Regions from separate parts of the Homo sapiens genome. Here all the other regions are linked to region 1. A link is a contact called in ENCODE Hi-C or POLR2A ChIA-PET data. All regions are on one chromosome and are shown on one strand. The core of a region is the stretch at or near the end of the contact, and the rest is flanking DNA. Distances in the headings are between cores, read along the strand shown.

The links. A loop is a pair of places that touch in the nucleus more often than their neighbours do. ChIA-PET counts read pairs that join two places held with the same protein, here RNA polymerase II (POLR2A). Pooled maps may share reads with other maps.
Region 2: a pooled map shows a loop between it and region 1 (15-fold over the local background). The contact joins the promoter of CUL1 here to the promoter of KMT2C in region 1. A Hi-C loop is called at or near these places in 1 of 37 single-sample maps with no recorded cell type and 8 of 50 pooled maps. POLR2A ChIA-PET finds 5 or more read pairs at or near these places in 1 of 52 experiments (CD8-positive, alpha-beta memory T cell).
Region 3: a loop to region 1 is called in a pooled map, with 11 times the contacts of the local background. The contact joins the promoter of LMBR1 here to the promoter of KMT2C in region 1. A Hi-C loop is called at or near these places in 1 of 37 single-sample maps with no recorded cell type and 5 of 50 pooled maps. POLR2A ChIA-PET finds 5 or more read pairs at or near these places in 1 of 52 experiments (BJ).

What each region holds. Positions count from the first base shown.
Region 1 is chr7:152,434,246-152,437,745 of GRCh38, reverse strand. KMT2C (lysine methyltransferase 2C) reads left to right here and starts at 1,743. Exons shown (of 59, transcript NM_170606.3): 1 at 1,743-2,120. The coding sequence starts at 1,960. It also overlaps the pseudogene FABP5P3. RefSeq lists silencers at 727-1,066, 1,107-1,396, 1,487-1,536, 1,917-1,976 and enhancers at 2,457-2,686, 2,727-2,776, 3,247-3,316.
Region 2 is chr7:148,696,968-148,700,155 of GRCh38, reverse strand. CUL1 (cullin 1) reads right to left here and starts at 1,253. Exons shown (of 22, transcript NM_003592.3): 1 at 1,127-1,253. RefSeq lists silencers at 249-348, 649-1,678, 2,339-2,398 and enhancers at 226-951, 2,019-2,068.
Region 3 is chr7:156,890,905-156,894,432 of GRCh38, reverse strand. It overlaps LMBR1 (limb development membrane protein 1), which reads left to right and starts at 1,250. Exons shown (of 17, transcript NM_022458.4): 1 at 1,250-1,505. The coding sequence starts at 1,440. LOC102723795 (a long non-coding RNA gene) reads right to left here and starts at 1,035. Exons shown (of 4, transcript XR_928253.3): 1 at 770-1,035. RefSeq lists silencers at 1,029-1,608, 1,659-2,158.

The sequences.
Region 1 (3,500 bases), core at 494-2,993:
GACTATCTGACGTTATTCCTCATTTCAGCCATTTCAAAAAATTATGCTTTCATTTAGAATAGGCTCTGGGAATCAAAGTGTGTGTATTTTGCCCAAGTAGAAGACACAGTTTAAAGTTAACATCCTAGCTACTAGAAGGGAAAGCAAACATCGCTGGAAAAGGAGCCTATTTTTTTTTACCTTACACTAAAACTACACTGCGAAGATCAAAAGAAATCAACATGAGAGTGTGCCTCTTAACGCTAGGCCCAAAGTAGATGCTTATTAAATGATAGTTTACCCCAATCCTTCACAAATGGTTGATAGGTCTTACTATTTCCCCCCATTCAAATCTAGAATTTTTTCACTCTCATAAACTAATCGATAGTGAATGGAAAGCACAGAATAGATCATCGTCCAAGTGTTAGGTATTAGCCTGAGAAATCCAGAATCCCATATTTGTAACTGTCCTTCTTGAGAAAGTGCATTTTTCAGGCGGATTCTAGCCCCATTTTTCTTTTTACCATTTTTACATATTATGAGAGGTGGCTTAGAAGTACTTCGATTTTTGCCTCTTCATCACAACACACTGAACGTTAAAATCAAGTGGTTGGGTTTTTATTGGCTTATTTTGTCTCTAACCGTTTTATTTCTCGAGCTGTCATCGTTCTTTTCGTCTTACATCCTTATGAACCTTTTCTGGATTAAAAAAAATGACGTTATAATAAGGAAACTAACTGGCGTTGGATTCGAACGAAGTTGACTCCATTCCTTTTCCTCCCCGTAGTGTGGGCGCTACGAGGAAAGACCTCGGCGAGAACCAGCGAAGCCCGGGCTGCCCTCGCCGTGCGGGCGCACATTTGCTCCTCGCGCCGGGCTGCGCCGGGCGACCGCGGCCGCCTCGGCGTGTGTCCGCGGCTCCCTCCCGCCCTCGCCCGCAGTTCCCCGATCCCGATCCCGGATCTCTGGGTCCACAGCTTGGCTACCTCCCGAGCCGGAGCCGGAGCCGGAGCCGGAGTCGCGGCTGGGCCCGGCCGCCGCGTCACAGGGGGAGGGAACCCGGGGGGGAGGGGGAGGGGCGGTGAGGTCAGCGGCGGCGGCGCGTCCGCGGGCGGCGGGAGCGGCGCATGCGCGGAGCGAGGCCCGTGAGTGGCAGCGGCGGCGCGCGGGGGGCGGGCGAGGGGCCGAGTGTGGGGGAGCGGGCGGGGGCCGTCGAGGCGGCGGTGTGTGGGCGCGACGGCTGCGAGTTGGAGAGGTCTGTGGTGCGGGTCGCCCCGGGGGATCCCCGGCGCGGGCCTCGCGCGACGGCCACGGTCGCGCGGCGTGTGTGTGGGGTCCAAGCACACCCGCAAAACTTCCTCCTCCCCTGCTCCGGGAGAGCGAGCGAGCGTGTGTGAGAGAGCGAGTGTGAGGAGCGAGCCGCGGCCCGGCGCCCAGCGCCGCCACTGGAGCAGCTGTCAAAACTTCGCCGCCGCCGCCGCCCGGGCCTGACGGGCCTGACGCGCGGGGGAGGGGCGGCCGGCCGGGGGCGCGACCCCCTCGCCGCCCCCGCCGGGCCCCGCGGCCGGCCCTCCCCGCGCCGGGCCCCTTTCTCCTCCTGCCGCGGGCGGCTCGGGGGAGGGGCCGCGGGCGGAGACCCCGGGGGCCGGCGCCCCTCACGCCGCCCGCCCGCCCGGCTGCCCCGCCCGCCCGCACCCGCCGGCCCCGCCCGCCCCGCACCGCCCGCCCCGCCCGCCGCCCCCCGCCCGGCCCCTGCGCGCGGAGGTGCGCGCGCCCGCGCCGATGTGTGTGAGTGCGTGTCCTGCTCGCTCCATGTTGCCGCCTCTCCCGGTACCTGCTGCTGCTCCCGGGGCTGCGGGAAATGCGAGAGGCTGAGCCGGGGAGGAGGAACCCGAGCAGCAGCGGCGGCGGCGGCGGCCGCGGCGGCGGGAGCCCCCCAGGAGGAGGACCGGGATCCATGTGTCTTTCCTGGTGACTAGGATGTCGTCGGAGGAGGACAAGAGCGTGGAGCAGCCGCAGCCGCCGCCACCACCCCCCGAGGAGCCTGGAGCCCCGGCCCCGAGCCCCGCAGCCGCAGACAAAAGACCTCGGGGCCGGCCTCGCAAAGATGGCGCTTCCCCTTTCCAGAGAGCCAGAAAGAAGTAAGTTGAGTGCGAGGGAGCCAGGCCGGGAGCCAGCGGCGGCGCCGGGCCGGAGCTGTCACCGGGCGCCCGCCCCGCGGCCTCCGCGCCCCGGCGCCCCCCGGCGGGGTGGGGGCGGGGCGGGCCCGCGGGCGGTGGCGGCTCCCGGCCCCGGCCCCGCGCCCCTCGGTAGCCGCCCGCGCCCGGCCTCCCCCGCTCCGCGCCGCCCGCCCGGGCTCCCGCCGGCGCCCGGCTCCGCACACTTTACTTTTCAGTCGGGCCTTTTCACTGGGTCTTCTCCGCGACTCTTCTTTTGGAGAAATTTCTCGTAGCCGCGTCTTGGCCTAGCTGGATCATTGAGAAAACAAGCCCGGAGCGCGCCCAGGTAGTCCCCGGACGGACTCCGGGCGAACCGCCGAGCCGTCGGCGCTCGGGAAACTCTCGGAGCTGTCAAAACGCCCGGGCCAGGTGGTCTCGGGGCGCGGGCTGGGGGCGAGAAGAAAGCGGCCGGGCGAGTGCAGCTTTTGTTTGTCAGCGACTTGCTCCTGGAACTTTTCCTGGTCCCAAACCTGTGTTTTCTTCTTTTGATGATATATTAGGAAGCCATTTGACTTCTTCCTCCCCCCTCCCCCAACACCCAGCACCGCACTCCCGGGCTCCGAAAGCACAAGTCCTGTGGGATCCCCCAGCTTCGGGGAACGGCCTGCCTAAGTTTTGGAGACGTAGCCAGCGTCCCCTCGTAAGGCAGAATACCAAGAGCACTTATTCGGAGAGAGTGCAGATGTAAATGTCGCTTCCCTCGTAAGTCTTAGCTGTAAGGGGCTTGGGAATAGGGTCGCCTGCCTTTGAGCGTACAGTAGGGCTGGACCCCAGCTTATTAGAGGACCAGAAATGTCTTCTTACAGAACGGTTATTTGACGGCTTTGCTTGTAAATTAAGACACCGTTTTAGTGCCAGCGAACTGCTCGGCTTCTGTGGCTCTCGCGTGTGCCGTGGAAGAACTGTGAATGTCTCTCGAAGTTGTAGAATGGCGTGTGTGCTTACTCATTTCGTGAGATGATATTCTCATTGAACTGTCGGGAGTGGAAGGGTGCGCTGGGACGTGAAGGAAGCCAGCACGTTTATGGATAGGCTGTTTCTTTGGTTCGGGTGCATTCACTTAGTAATAGTATTGTTGTTTGGTGATTTGTAGTAAAAATAGTAGCGTGAACTGAGGCATAGCAGAGCTGGGTTGTGGGAACCCATTGAGCTCTTGACTTGAATGTGCTCTTTTCTTGCCCCGCTGTCCTTTTACTATGAAAATGATTCAGGGCCTTCAACTTGCCTCCATATTTTATTGCCAGCTGTTACCTAGCTATGATAATCGTGAGGGAAGCAAGTACAGGATGTGTGTACATTATT
Region 2 (3,188 bases), core at 4-2,503, 3.7 Mb after region 1:
TGCAATTCAGTATTTGCGCACTTACCACTAACCCCTACTACGAACCAGAAGCAACCAAGAGTGACCCAATCGGAAAAGAGAATCCTCTTTTTGGCAAAGCCAGCCAGGGAGAAAACCCTAACTTTGGGGATTCATTTCAAGGAATGTCTACAAGCATTCCTCTCTTTCTTATCTTATGTCTGCGCTACACAATACTGCACGGGTGGCAGAAACGGGGGTCTTTCAGATCTTAAGGGAAAAAAAAGCGACGACCCCCGAGTCTGGGGACCCCAAGTCCCAGCGGCCTGGCGGGCGCACGGCTACCCTCAGGGTCAGGGCGCGCGCTCCCGTTGGGACCGGGGGCGCGCCGAGGCCGCAGCGCAGGGCCCGGCCCGACTAGCGAGCGATAGGCGGGCGCCGGGGGGCTCTGTCCGGTTCGGCCGCCGGGCTAGCATCCCTGCGCGCATGCCCCGGCCCGCTCTCCCAGGAGAACGGGGCAAAAGGGCGACTGTTACCCAATAATAGCGCCCTGCACGTTCGCAACAATGCAGGCGGGGAACCCGAGAGCCGCGGGCAGGGAACCGGAAAGCGAGAGAGCCCGGCTCCGCGGCTGCTCCTGCGCTTGAGCCCAGAGCTCACAGGGGAACACGCGTCGGCCGGAAAGCAGCGCCGGGAAGAAGCGTGGGCGCGAGGGGGCAAGGGCACGGGTCCCGGCGTCCCGCGGAGGTCGCCTCACCAGGCGAGGCGCGGACGCCCGAGCCGCCCCGGGCCACACGTCGGCCCACCCTCCGAGAACCCAGCCCGGTCGCGGCGGGGAAAGGGGCCGGCGCCACCAGGCCGCCGCCTCCAGGCGCGATGAATCGTGCTTTTTCCCAGTGCGTAGTCCAGGCCTGGCCGCCCCGGCCCGTCCGGGGTGACTCAGGGCCCGGCCCCGCTCGCTCCTCTGCCACCTTCGGCGTCCTCCGCCCACGAGTCCCCCGGCCCGGCCGCCATTCTGCCCGGCCGCGTTTCGGCGGCTCAGGCCTCGCCAGGCGCCTGGTTTCGGCCGTCGCGGCCCGAGTCACTGCGACACCGCGGCTCGGGGCCGGGCCTGCGCCGCCGCCGCCGCCGCCACCTCCTCTCGGCCCCGGCGGCTGCCGACACTCACCCGCATCTCTGTGGTGCCCCAAAGGCTCCCGCGACGCCTCCGCCTGGTCCCTGGGCCTGGGCCCCGGCGAAAGCCCCGTCCCGCCAAGGTCTAGCTGCGTCCCTCAGCTACCGGGGCTGCCCCGCCTGGAGCTGCGTGCGACACGGCGCCCGCCTCCTCCTCCTCCCCTGCCCGCCCGGCCCTCCTCCTCCCGCCGCCGCCGCCTGCACCACGCAACCTCCGCCCTCTCGCCTTCCCTGCGCGGCTCCCCGCCCTCTCGGCCTCACCGGCTCCGGCGACCGCGGGGGAGAAGCTGTTGGGGGAGGGCCGGAACGCACCGCCATCGGCGTCCGGGGCGGGGGAGCCGGGAAACCGTCGTCGCCATCGCCCCGCCAGCCCGAGGCGCGGGAGGGGCCCGGAAAGCTCCCTCCCGCCCGCTCGCCGCTGCCGGCGGCCCCGGGGGCGCCCCTTCCGCGGCCGAGGCCCCCGCTCGCGTGGGGAAGCTTCTACCTGCGAGCCTGCGGCCCCTGCCCCCGGCACCCGAGACATCCCCGACCCGGCGCGCCGGATTCTCTGCCAGGTTTTACAGCCTCCCTCGCCTTGGGACCGCCGCGGAGGACCCGTTCCCGCCACTTCGGACCTCGCGAGCGGGGCTGAGCTGCTTGGGTCGGGGACACCACCAGCCTCTGGAGAAACGGCCCGAAGCACCCCGAAGAAGAGGGGGTCCCAGTCCCCTGCCCCTCCCTTGTGCGCACCCCCACCCCCAGCTTGCCTGGAACCTGACTCCACACCTTTGTCGACCGGGACAGGGACTGGGGGTTGCACCCCAGATCAGAAAGTCAGAGGTGGCCCTCCGAATCGGCGCGGACTTCCGAGGAACCTCAGCCAATTCTCGACCCCCTTACCACCTGCAAGGCCTTAGGAATCGGCTCCAGAAAGCTCGAGCTTATCTGCGTGTTTCGTTTTAAAAATCACTTCTAAGATAAAACCTAACTAGGCTTTCCCCTTCAGACTTTCAGTAACTCCTGTTTGGCAAATTTTGACATTCACTCTATCCTTCGTCTTTGTAAGGACATATCAAGACTTAGAAGGCTTTGATTACACATACGGATGGCATGAGTCGTGATATAAAATAGTATTGTTTTCACGTGTACTTCGAAGTCATCTCATTTGAAATTAACTGTCATAATTGACTATTTGGAATATTCAACCTAAATACTACCCGCTGCTGTGGTGACGGGGGGTGGAGGAAGCGTGGTGGAACCCCAACACCTAGTGAGGGGTGGCTGATTAATACCACGGCTCACAACATAACAGAGCGGCTCATTCCATGAACAACCCCGGGGGGATTTCGAATTCTATCATCTGGGCAAAAGATGTGATGAGTGTAACTTCCTGTTTTCTCCAAACTAAAACACTACGCAGATTCCTGTACCGCTCTGGGACAGAAATCCTCAGCCAGAGCAGAGGCCGTCCCCAGAGTCCACACTGTTTCCTGCATAAAGTGGGTTATCTCAGAAGAAACATCCCACTGGTCTGTGTGATCCTTCTATTGAAATGTGGTCTTTTATCTACATCTAAGTATCTCTAGAAGTAATGCGTTTGTATGTACTTGTCACTCAGATATGTAATCCCTTAATTTGTGCGGGGTTTTGGGGTGTGAAAAATTCTTGGTTTATATCCTACACTTTTAAATAACCTCGTCAAAACTTACATGTATTTAACACCTTTTTTTGTGAGCACATGGTAAGGTTGGAAGTAAAAATGGAAGGTTTATCCCTGTGGCCCATGTTTTCCAGTGTACCTATGTGGGGTTTTAAAAAAATGTCCCAATTTCTTCCTTTTACTGGAGACTGCGTTTTTTAGACAACAGCTTATCTTCCTATTCCCTAACCAGTCTTCTCCAATCTTACCATTCAATATAGCCTCCTTTTCTGTGACTTCCTCCAGCTGAATAGAAGGGCTGAGTGGGTCAACCTTCCCTGTATTGTTTGTTTCCTCCACCCTCTCTTTTTCCTTAATAGCAGTATTTGGTCCACCCACACCACCCTCTCTCTTCTCACTGCCTCCATTCCTGGTTCTT
Region 3 (3,528 bases), core at 1-2,500, 4.5 Mb before region 1:
AGATTCATAAAAATCTAAACAACGGCCGGGCGCGGTGGCTCAGGCCTGTAATCCCAGCACTTTGGGAGGACGAGGTGGGCGGATCACCTGAGGTCAGGAGTTCAAGAACAGCTTGGCCAACGTGGTGAAACCCCGTCTCTACTAAAAATACAAAAATTAGCTGGGCGTGGTGGCGGGCGCCTGTAATCCCAGCTACTCGGGAGGCTGAGGCAGGAGAATCACTTGAACCCAAGAGGCAGAGGTTGTTGTGAGCAGAGATCGCCATTGCACTCCAGCCTGGGCGACAAGAGTGAAACTCTGTCTCAAAAAAAAAAAAAACAAAAACAAAAACTAAATGACATTTGAAAGCAATTTGTAGATTTTCACACTTCCTAAGAATTCTCAAAGATGCCAAAAACAAAAATCGCAGCCACTAGCAATTTAAATGACTTCCTCGTAGCCAAATAAATCCTAAGGTAAAATTATAAACATTCCCTTAAATTCAAATTTTATAACAAAAAGAAAGATAATAGGGAACGGAGGGTGAATTATTGTGTTTGATATATTTGGCGGTGAAAAATACATATATTACGTGCTGTTTAGGGTCCACTGAGAGTCATAAAACTGACCCTAGTGACCGAGCTACCGGAAGGACTTGGCAAGGGTCTAGCGAGCTCGGTTATCTGCGTTTTCCAGGTGGGGCAGCCCAAGACCCTTCTCAGACCCAGAGAAGCTGGGTTTCCGCCCAAAGCCCGGCCCCAAACCACCGATTTCCGACCTTTCAACCTACTTTGGCAGAGCAAGAGTTTCCGCGGGAGACTCCCTGCTTCCCTCTGCCCAGGTCCCCTGAGGCCGAGTGCGGTACTGAGTGCTGAGTAAGGGGTGCCGAGTGCCAAGCACTGAGTAACTGGGGGAGGGGAACCATGCAGCTGTCATAAATAATTAGCTCCTGTGAGGAACAGGAACTCCGAGACTGCGGCCGGGCCAGGTGGGCAGAGGTCGCAGCGCCCTCGCCGCGTTCCCCGTCCCCATCCGACGCCAGGACAGCGCCTCCTTAACTGGGGTAGCCCCTGAGAGCGTGGGCGGAGCCCCGCCCCGCGACCTCAAGGCCCCGCCCCCTCAGCGCCTCCCGGCCCAGCAGCTCGGAAGACCGCGAGGCGCGCTTTTCTGACGCATCGGCGCCTTTCGTCTGACGTATGCCTGCACCGCCCCCTCCCCTCCCTGCCCCGCCCCCGCCCCGCCCCCGACTGCGCGGCGCCCGCCCTCCCTTAGTCAGAGCTGCTCGTCTGAGGCTGCTGAGGCGACGGCCGGTGTCGTGGTCGCGGTACCTGTTCCAACACGGCTCGCGGGCCCGTGCCGGCTCCGGTCCCCGGCGCGGCTGTCCGAGCCCCTGCGGCGGGCGGACGATGGTGTGGCGGAGCACGCGGACGCGGGCGGCGCGGCGGCGGGCATGAAGGAGGATGGAAGGGCAGGACGAGGTGTCGGCGCGGGAGCAGCACTTCCACAGCCAAGTGCGGGAGTCCACGGTGCGTGGGGACCGAGGCAGCCCTGACAGTCCCGCGTGCCCGCCCGGGCCCTCCGTCCCCGCCCCCGGGCCCCCGGTCCCCGGACCCCTCACCTCCGGGCCTCGCCTCGCGCCTCCCGCCCCGGCCTCTGCCGCTCTCCCTCCCCACCCCTCCTCTCCCCTCCCCTCCCCTTCCCTCCCCACCTCTCCTCTCCCCTCCCCTCCCCTTCGCTTCCTCTGCCTGCCCCCCCGCTCCGCTCTTGCCTCCCCTGCCCCCTCGCGCTCCCTCCGTTCGAGCCCCGACCCCGCCCCCGCCCCGCGGCCTCGGTGCTGCCCTTCCCTTCCCGCGGGGAGGGCTGCGGTGCGCGCCGCGCTCTGGGACCCCAGGGGCTTCCTCTCTGGGCGGGTGTGCGGCTCGCGCCTCGGGGTGTGGACGGCGGCCCCGCCAGTGCGCGCCCCCGCGCTCCGCCGCCAGGCCAGGTAGGCAGGTGGATGCGCAGGCGTCCCGGAGAGCCTGGGTGGGCCCGGCGGGTCCGGGAAGGGCCGGGCTGCGCGGAGCCCGCCCGCCTCTCGCGTTTGGACCCGGCCGGTTACCTTGTCCCGGTCAACACCTCCTGCCCTCCTGGCGCCTCACGTTTCCATCCCTCTTTCATCTCCCCCAGCCCCCACGTGGGTTGAGTTCGAAACCTTACCGTTTGGGATGAGAATATTGGTTATTTTTGGGAGTGAGGACCTCAGCAAAAGTCCATTTTGCTATGGAAGCAACTTCTTAGGGAAGCAGCTTCTTTTTTGGCCCATGTTCCATGTGTGCTGTTGGCAGGAGTCAGGAAGCGGACTTGACCTTGGAAAGTCTACTTTGATGTTTTTATCTTTTCATGATGCTCTAGAATGTATTGTAATTGGGTTTATCTGTGTTTTCATAACTGTTGTAAAATATGTCAATTTTTTATGTTTATATTTACGCCTCTCCTAAGTTGTCTACGATTCAGTCACACTTGGTTTGAGGTGAAAAAATTCTGCTTTAGAATTATCTAATTTGTGTACTCACTGATCTTGAAAATTGAGAATCACTTTGGAAGTCATACTTTGAATAAAGAGGACATATAAAGTCTGAGCTGGTGGAATTTGAGTTAGTGGAATTTGGTACACATTTAGTTGTAATTTTTATAATTGAAGCTAAAATACACAGAGATAAGTTCATGTAATCATACATGTACCCTTCAGATCATTTCATACTAAACACGCCTGTGTACTCCTGAATCCACCAGGAGTTTGAGACTGGTCAGCCTGGGCAACATAGTGAATCCCCATCTCTACCATTATAAAAAAATAAATAAATAAACACAATTTTACTAGGATCCCAGAGACTGATTCCTTTCCCTCTTCCAATTACTTTCTCCTCCACCAAGGGTAAACGTTGCCCTGGCTTCTAATATCATAGATTAGTTTTTGCTTAGTTTTGAACTTTATGTAAATGGAATCTTACCGTATATACTCTTCTGTGTCCAGTTTCTTGTACAATGTTTGTGAAATTTCTCCATGTTGTATGTGGTTATAATTCATTCTCGGTGCAGTAGTTGTGTGACTATAGCACAATTTATTTTTCATTTTACTGTTGATGGGCACTTCAGTAGTTTCTAGGTTTTGGCTATGAATATATATATGTGTATATATATGTGTATGTATATATGTGTGTGTGTGTGTGTGTGTGTGTGTATATATATATATATATATATATTTTTTTTTTTTTTTTTTTTTTGTGATGGAGTCTCGCTCTGTCTCCCAGGCTGGAGTGCAGTGGCACAATCTCGGCTCACTGCAACCTCTGCCTCCGGGATTCAAGTGATTCTCCTACCTCAGCCTCCTGAATAGCTGGGATTACAGGCACACACCACCACACCCAGCTAATTTTTCTATTTTTATTAGAGACGGGGTTTCTCCATGCTGGCCAGGCTGGCCTTGAACTCCTGACCTCAGGTGATCCACCTGCCTTGGCCTCCCAAAGTGCTGGGATTACAGGCATGAGCCACCACGCCGGGCTGGCT